Regions from separate parts of the Homo sapiens genome. Here region 1 is linked to region 2. The links are chromatin contacts, found by Hi-C or POLR2A ChIA-PET in ENCODE. All regions are on one chromosome and are shown on one strand. Each heading gives the region's core, a stretch centred on a gene start or an enhancer-like site at or near the end of the contact. The rest is flanking DNA. Distances are from core to core; before and after follow the strand shown. Region 1 has its middle 130 kb from the start of MIR5192. Region 2 has its middle 51 kb from the start of B3GNT2.

The links. A loop is a pair of places that touch in the nucleus more often than their neighbours do. ChIA-PET counts read pairs that join two places held with the same protein, here RNA polymerase II (POLR2A). Pooled maps may share reads with other maps.
Region 1: a loop to region 2 is called in a pooled map, with 2.8 times the contacts of the local background. The contact joins two enhancer-like sites. A Hi-C loop is called at or near these places in 1 of 168 maps with a recorded cell type or tissue (GM12878), 7 of 37 single-sample maps with no recorded cell type and 5 of 50 pooled maps. POLR2A ChIA-PET finds 5 or more read pairs at or near these places in 5 of 52 experiments (CD4-positive, alpha-beta T cell, Caco-2, GM12878 and 2 more).

Annotation. Positions count from the first base shown.
Region 1 is chr2:62,332,729-62,337,292 of GRCh38, reverse strand. No RefSeq gene overlaps it. Among named protein-coding and RNA genes, the nearest start is that of MIR5192, 130 kb to the right of the region's middle. RefSeq lists an enhancer at 3,060-3,289. Within about 2 kb of position 3,131, at least 3 of the 41 ENCODE cell types and tissues checked have a DNase peak (open chromatin) inside an H3K27ac peak, as active enhancers do; they include GM12878, where a contact is called at or near this core.
Region 2 is chr2:62,143,051-62,147,203 of GRCh38, reverse strand. It overlaps the pseudogene RPSAP26. Among named protein-coding and RNA genes, the nearest start is that of B3GNT2, 51 kb to the left of the region's middle. Within about 2 kb of position 1,388, at least 3 of the 41 ENCODE cell types and tissues checked have a DNase peak (open chromatin) inside an H3K27ac peak, as active enhancers do; they include GM12878, where a contact is called at or near this core.

The DNA of each region.
Region 1 (4,564 bases), core at 1,882-4,381, 190 kb before region 2:
TCGAACTCCTGACTTCATGATCTGCCCACCTCGGCCTCCCAAAGTGCTGGGATTACAGGTGTGAGACACCACACCCAGCCGATGCCTATCTCTTGACACACCAATCCAGCTTTAGAGAAGATATCCTATAGAAACAAAAGGACTAATAGAGAAGGGTACGTAAAAATGTCTGTCACAAGCATCGCTTAATGTAGCAAAAAGTGAAAAACAACATATACATCATTAACGGGAGATGGTTTCGTGAATTGTGATCTATTCATATTAGCACATGTTATAAAACCATTGAAAAGGTTGTTATATTTATGTTTAGTGACTTGGAGAGATTTCTTTATTGAATATTTACTGAGCATCATCTATGAACCTAGTACTGTTTAAATGCTAGGGATATAGCAGGGAATAAGACAAGGTTTTTTGCTCATGCATTTCACATCTTAGTGGAGGAAGACAGGCCATAAACAAATAAATAAGTATATAGTATCAGCTGGTGAGAAATGCTATGAAGAATAATGGTGGTGGGTTGGGGGATGGAGCCCGGGAGGAAGTGAGGGAAGGAACATTGTGGCCATCAGGAGGACGGGCATTCCAGACTGAGTGCCAAGGCCCTGATTTGGGAATGTGCTTAGTGTGATCTAGTAGCATCAAGGAGGCCAGGGTAGCAGGAGATGGGGATGGGAGGGAAGGTCAGAGAGCAGAGCAGGGATGTTGGGGGGCGGGGGATGTATATGCATGTTGTAGACCACGTAGGGCCTGGCAGCTCCTGGTGAAGACTTTGGTTTTGGTTTTTTTGGTTTTTTACTGATGGGGTCTCACTGTGTTGCTCAGGCTGCATTTGAACTCCTGGACTCAAGCAATCCTCCTGCCTCAGCCTCCCGAGTAACAGACAATGAATGCACTCCCCCCACCTGGCTAAGATAGGTTTTTACTCTGAGTAGAATGGAAACCAGTTAAGATTTCTAAGCTGAGGAGCAACGTGATCTGACAGATTTCAAAGGGTTCCTCTGGCTGCTGTGAGGGGAATGGACTGAAGGGACAAGGGTGGAAGCAGAGAGGGGTGTAGAGGCTGCTGTAGCTAAGTGAGAGAGACAGGATTGGGCTTGCACCAAGTGGAAGCCACGAGGTGGGGGGATGCAGTCTGATTCCAGATGGATTTTGAAGGTGGAGCCTGCAGGACGTCCTGATGGAACTGGATGTGGGGTGTCAGCAAGAAGCCAGACGGCCATTTAATAGTGTTAATGACTAAGGCTAGTTTCAGAGGAAAGAGAGTATAGCCCAATCCCATTTTTGCTCAAATAAACATCAAATAAGACACACTCCCTGTGCACGGATCTTTGTGTATACTAATCCGAGTCTATTAGTTGGCTAGGGCTGCCATCACAAAATACCACAGACTGGGTGGCTTCAGCAACAGAGATTTATTTTCTCAGTTCTGGAGGCCGGAAGTCCAAGATCAAAATGCTGTCAGGGCTGCTTTCTGGTGAGGCCTTTCTTCCTGTCCTGTAGACAGCTGCCTTCTCCTATGTCCTCATATGGCCCCTTCTTTGTGCTTGCTTAGGAGAGAAGTGGGAGCTCTCTCGTGTCTCTTTCCCTTCTTATAAGGACAGCGGTCCTTTTGGCTTTAGGCTGCACCCTTGTGACCTCACTAAATCTTAATTAGCTCCTTGTAGGCCCTGCCTCCAAATACAGTCGAATTAGGGGTTTAGGGCTTCGCCGTATGAATCTGGAGGGACACAATTCAGTCCATAACAATGAATACAGAGAAAGCTGCAGAAGGACATCCACAAGCCATTGCACTCCAGCCTGGGTGACAGAGCAAGACTCTGTTTCAAGAAAAAAAAAAAAAAGAAACCAACTTTCTAGCAAAAGGATCCAGAACATACCATGGTGAAGAGAGTTTCTTTCCTAAACTCCCCTTTCTGCCTAAAAGCAGAGCCTCCCAAAAGAATGCAACCATCATAGATCCCCTTCCCAGAGGTTTCCCAACCATGGAAGAGTGACTCCCTTCACCAGAGGGGAAGCCACAAGGCTATAAAAACTCTCCTAAATAGACATGGTCACAAAACTATCATATCTCCCTCATATCTATTTGCCTTAGGGCCCATTTATCTTTTCTAGAAGTCGCTGGTTTTCCAGTCTCCTTTCTCTCCATCCCCTTCTCCTATTAAGGGTGTATATTGTGTCATAAAATGTCAGAGCTACCGCCAAAAGACAAAGGTCTTTCATCTGAGAGCCTGTGAAAAAGATATATAAGCCCCCAATCCTAATCACCTCTTTGAGCCACATTTTTCTGTGAATTCCCATGTATGTATGTGAGTAAAATTCTGTTTTTGTTTTGCCAATCTGTCTTTTGTCAGTTTAATTCACAGGCCTCCAACACTGAACCTAAGAGAGTGGGGAGAAAGTGTTTCCTTTCTCACAGCTGTCACCTCCTCAGAGGGGTTTTTCCCTGGCTATTCTATCTCAACTAGGCCTCTTTCTCCTTTTTGTTTCCCACAGCATTTACCATACCTTATTCTGACTTTATTTGTCTGTTTACTAGGTTTTGGTCTGCCTTTCAGTAGAATGTAAGCTGCATGGAGGCGTATAATACAAATTCATTAACTACTCAGTGAATGACTGGATGAGGAAATCCGTCATCCTTGGCTCAGGTATTTATTGGTGAGTCTACAAGTGGCAGCTCAGTTCAGCACTCACTCACTGAGAACTTATTAGGTGTCACGATGGTGCTCGGCGTTAGGAACACACAGAGGCCCACTCCCTGTCCTCGAGGAGCTTACAGGAAAACAAGCAGCTATGCTGGGCCCTGGGAGAGGCAGGTATGAGCAGGAGAACCTTACTCTTCCCTCAAGAAGTTTACTGGTATAGGAGGCAGGGAAGAGAAAAAGGAAAACACGTGATAAGGAGCTTGGAAACAAACATGACTCCAAGTACAGTTATTTAGTACACAAATAAAACAGAGATGGTTAAACTATTCTCTAGGCCTTTGTTTAGGGAATAATTCACATCATTCTAATTACAGGGTTGTGAGAATAACAACAGTGTTGGATGGAGCTCATGGTACTTCTGCTTCATTTAGACAAATCTGCCTAAGGAGAGCCCATCCCCTACATACACAGACCCGCTGACAGGCATCGCTGGTTTCTCTTGGAAGCTTTCCAAGTGGCAAGCCTGGCGCCTAGGCTAGTCTTGGAGCCTCTAAAAAGCCTTTCAGGGCTGCCTCCCTACCTCAGTCAGGGCCCCATTAGCTATAAAGGCCAGAGATATACTGAAATTACCCCACCCCTCAAAGAGCACGTAAATAAAAGGGAGAATTTATTGAAATTATTTCAATGCACAGGAACCCAAGAGAAACTGAATAACTAGGCCAGGCCTAGTGTTCTCCGAAAGTGTTCTCATTTCTTCAGATTCCTGAGTTTAAATTTCCATATTCCCCTATTCTCCCCCCAGGTCAGGTGTCCGTGCTGCGGTACAATCATCCCACCCCTGTAAAAACAAGGCCCCCTAGGCCAGAGGAGATAACTCCAAAAGACAACCAGATGGGTGGAGTGATCAACCTTTGTGGTTCATCTGGGACTGAGGGATTTCATAGGGAGCATGGCTTTTAGAGCTAAAACCAGGAACGTTCCAGACAAACCTGGAAAAGTTAGTAATAAGTTCAGCCAACGTCACATCCGTTTCATGCCCATACATCATTAATTTTTTTTTTTTTTTTGAGATGGAGTCTCGCTGTGTTGCCAGGCTGGAGTGCAGTGGTGGAATCTTGGCTCACTGCAGCCTCTGCCTCCCGGATTCAAGTGATTCTCCTGCCTCAGCCTCCCGAGTAGCTGGGACTACAGGCACGCGCCACCATGCCCAGCTAATTTTTGTATTTTTAGTAGAGATGGGGTTTCACCGTGTTGGCCAGGATAGTCTCAATCTCTTGACCTCATGATCCACCCACCTCAGCCTCCCAAAGTGCTGGGATTACAGGCGTGAGCCACCGCACCTGGCCCCCTTCATCATTAATTTTAAGCAACACATTTCTTCATATTTAACATCACTGAAACCAGGATGTGTTTTAAAATGAGTGGCGTCCTGCAATGCGAAGCTGAGTTCTCCTGGAAATGATGCACAGCTGCCAGTCACTTCTAGGTCACCACCAACCTGAGACCACATTAAATTAATTTTCAGCTTGACTTTTTCAGACCACACTGACAGCATGAATTCAGACCTCAAATCTGCATGAGCACAGGCTCGTGGTTCAAATTGTCAGGAGAGAATTGTTGTTCCTCCCTCCACAGTGTCAGGATTGAGACGTGCGCATTTCCAGCCTGCCACTCCTGTGGGAAGACTTATTTTCTTACAGCATCCCAGCTTTTAAGTGGTGTCTCCATATTTGGCTTTTTTTTTTCTTGCATAATGGTACATAAAATAACAGTGCAGCTTACAGTGGATGGTGTCTCCAGTTGGATGAAATACGGGTAATCCTCAACCCCCACCAGCCGCTAGTGCTGGAAGGAGGCTCAGTTCTGTGGAACCCTGGCTTCTCTGGGTGGGAAGAGAATGCTGTCCCGGGTACCTAGGGCTG
Region 2 (4,153 bases), core at 139-2,638:
CTGCAGACCAGTCTTCCGTGGCAGGCTGAGCGCTCCCGTCTTCAGTAGGGAATAGGCACAGAGGGCACCTGTACACCTTCAGACCAGTCTGCAACCTCAGGCTGAGTAACAGTGAACTCAGGAGCTGGAGCAGTCCATTCACCCTGAAATTCCTCCTTGGTCACTGCCTTTTCAGCAGCAGCCTGCTCTTCTCTTTCAATCTCTTCAGGATCTCTGTAGAAGTACAGATCAGGCATGACCTCCCATGGGTGTTCACAGGAAATGGTGCCACGCATGCGCAGAACTTCCCGAGCCAGCATCCACCACATCAAACCCACTGAGTGAGCTCCCTTGTTGTTGCATGGGATGGCAATGTCCACATAGTGCAGAGGAGAATCTGTGTTACACAGCGCAATGGTAGGTAGGTTAACATAAGATGCCTCCATGAGAGGCTGGTGGTCAGCCCTGGGGTCAGTAACCACAAGAAGCCGTGGCTCCCGGAAGGCTGCCTGGATCTGGTTAGCGAAGGTTCCAGGAGTGAAGCGGCCAGCAATTGGAGTGGCTCCAGTGGCAGCAGCAAACTTTAGCACGGCCCTCTGGCCAGTATTCCTGGAGGATATAACACTGACATCAGCAGGGTTTTCAATGGCAACAATAGCACGAGCTGCCAGCAGAAGCTTCTCCCAGGTCCTCTTCAGATTTATGATATAGATGCCATCACTTTTCCTTTTATAGATGTACTGTTCCATCTGGAAGTCAAGATTGGTGCCACCTAAGTGAGTTCCTGCTGCAAGGAACTTAAGGACATCCTCCTCCTTCATTTGCAGGACATCAAGGGCTCCGGACATTGTGAAAGTTTCCCTTTAAGTTACGATGGGAATCCAGAACAACGCCGTATGGACCCCTCTGCAGGTAGCGTGGAAAGGACTTTTTTTTTTTTTTAATAAGTAGAGAGTATACTTAAAAGATAAAAAGCACAGTATAGTAAGTACATAAACCAGTAACACACTTATTATCAAGTATTATGTATTGCACATAATTGTGTTATATTTTTATATGACTGGCAGTGCAGTAGTTTATTTATACCAGCATCACCACAAACACATAAATAATGTGCTATGACACTAGTGATGGGAATTTTTCAGCTCCATTATAATCTTATGGGACCATTGTCACACATGTCATCTGTCATTGACTGAAACATCGTTACGCGGAGCATGACTGTAGATATTCTCATACACTGCTTGTGAAAGTATACATTGGTTGGGCTACTTTAGAGGGCTATTTGCCAATATTTATATGCATTCTGAGTTTGAGAGATTCTGAGAACTATGCTGGAGCCACTTCATACCAGCTAACAGAGCTGATTGTGCATTCATGTCTCATTAGTAGTTTGAAATCGGCCATGGTGGAAGAATTCACACCATGGAAATTGGCAAATGCTACAAATCAGCCCCACTTCCTCTTTTTGGAAGACTGGTTGTTAAACATTTATTAGTACTCTAAAGTCTATTTGACAGTGTCTACAATAAAAAAAAGAAAGAAAGAAAGAAAAAGCACATAACCCATGATACAGTATTCCTGTTTTCTAAGATATATTTGTACATGTAAACAGGGATGCATGTTCAAGGATGTTCACAGCAGCATTATTTGCAATGGAAAATTGAAGACAACCTAAAAACCCACTCATTGATAGTGTAAACCAAAAAGCATCTGAGACAGGTCTCAATTGATTAAGACGTTTACTTTGCCAAGGTTAAGGACCGTGGCCCATGCTGCAGCCTCAGGAGGTCCTGAGAACATGTGCCCAAGATGGTGGGATTGCGGCTTGGTTTTAGGGAGACAGAAGTTATGGGCAAAGACATAAATCAATACATGGAAGGTATACATTGGTTTTGGCCTGGAATAGGGGGACATCTCAAAGTGGGAGTTGGGGGCTGTTTCTAGGTCACAGGTGGATTGAGAGATTTCCTGACTGGCAGTTGGTTCAAAGAGTTAAGCTCTGAGTGAAGAGTTGAAGTCAGCTTGAGTTATGGTAAGGGGGGAATGTTTTGGAAGCCAAGGTTTTTGTCATGTAGGTGAAACCTCCAAAGAACAAGCTTCAGAGATAATAGATGTGACAGTCTCTTATCTGACCTAAAAGGTGTCAAACTCTGTGGAAAAACCTAGTAGAGGAAGGAGATTCTCTAAAAAAATGCAAATTTCCCCCACAAGGGACAGCTTTGCAGGGCCATTCAAAGTATGTCGAAGAAATATATTTTGGGGTAAAATATTCTGATCTCCTTCCGGGCCTGCTGTCTGTCATGAGATGTTACATCAGAGTCAGGTTGGAATTTGATCTTATTGCTACAAAGAGTCTGTTTTGTCGGTCTTAAAATCTCTGTTTTAATGTTAATGCTGGTCAGTTGGGTCTAAACTCCAAAAAGAGAAGGGTATATAATGAGACCTTCCCCCTCTCTTCCTGTCATGGCCTGAACTTCTAACCACCCCTCTTCCTGTCATGGCCTGAACTTTTTCAGGTTTTTTTTGGGATCCCCTTGGCTGAGGGGGTACATTCAGTTGGTTGGGGAGATTAGAATTTTGTTTTTGGTTTATAATAGGAAACTCAAAAACAAAAACCTCCAGCCTATTCTAAATGGAACACTATGCAGCAGTTAAAATTAATAAACTAAATTTATATAAACTGTTGGGAGAAAAAACTTCTCTACCAATTTAGGTCCAATTGGTCGGTGGCCTGTGAATCAACTGACAATACACAGATTAACAGGAGAAAAACGTACTACATATGCGAAGGTACCCTAAAGAGAGTAGCTCCCAGAATAGCTGGGGGGGAAAAAATCACACAGCCATAAAAGAGAATAAAATCGTATCCTTTGCAGCGACATGGATGCAGCTGGAGGCCATTATCCTAAGCAAATTAATGCAAGAACAGAAAACCAAATACCACATGTTACAAGTGGGAGCTAAACTGTGGATTCTTATAGACATAAAGACGGCAATAATAGCTACTAGGGACTACTGGGGTTGAAAGACTAACTACTGGGTACTATGTTCACTACCCGGGTGACAGAATCATTCATATGCCAAATGTCAGCATCACACAATATACCTAAAGTATCAAACATGCACATGGACCCCTAAATCTATGAACACAATTAATGGCTAAACTTCTAGGTGCAAAACTAGGGATGGCATTTGGGCTGTAAAGAATGGCACAGGCTGTGGTTACCCCAGTAACCACTTTCTTCCAGGACTCACTCAAGGCAATAGGGACTTGCTTGGTCTTGCCCCTTCTGTTATGGTTCCAGGGGTGGTTGCCCAAAGGTGATGCAAGTTGATTCTCCCAGGGATGGGTCCCCAGTGAGAGCTCTCAAGCTATTCAGGGACCTTCAGAGCCAAATTCCCCTAGCATTTTGTTCAACTCTTCCCCATGTGTACAGGGACAAGGAAGGGTTTTGCATTATCCTTTCCCATTTGTTGAAATTACATCTATAAGAACTGATGAAGAGAAGGGTCAGTTTTTTCCACCTGTCTCAGGGAACTGGGTGGGCCTGATAACTCTCCCACTACATGCTCCTGGCCCCAGATTATCTGGTTACTTATTTTTAAACTTCCTGATATTAGGGGAAAAGATTTTTCCCTAAATTCCCTATAAGTGATATTTGAAGCGGTGGTACGCCACCCAGCAAATGGCTGTATCCAGTTTTAATGGTTCATAAAGTAACTTATGAAGTGACTTGTTTTCTTTCAATTCAAAGGAAGTCTGGGGAAAGGCACCATTCATTCATTCAAGATGGGGTCTCAATATGTTGCCCAGGATGGTCTTGAACTCCTGGGCTCAAGGATCCTCCTGCCTCAGCCTCCTGAGTAGCTAGGATTACAAATGTGGCAGTTTGAAAGGCACTTTCTTGGTCTATGTGGTCCGCCTGTACCCAGATGATTTGGAGCCTCACCTTTAGTCCCACCCTGGCCAGCCAAACCAGGGTCAGCCTGGGGCTCCAGGAAAAAATGAAATGTTACATGGCCTTACTTGCCTTTTTCTGCTATTCATAGGCTGATATTGGTTGATAGTAAATATAAACCCACTGGGCAAGTTCATTTTTGCACAGAGTGACAACCGTCACTGAACTCTGTTTTAAGGGAGGGATTTTGGTGGGTTTTTTTTTTTGAGACA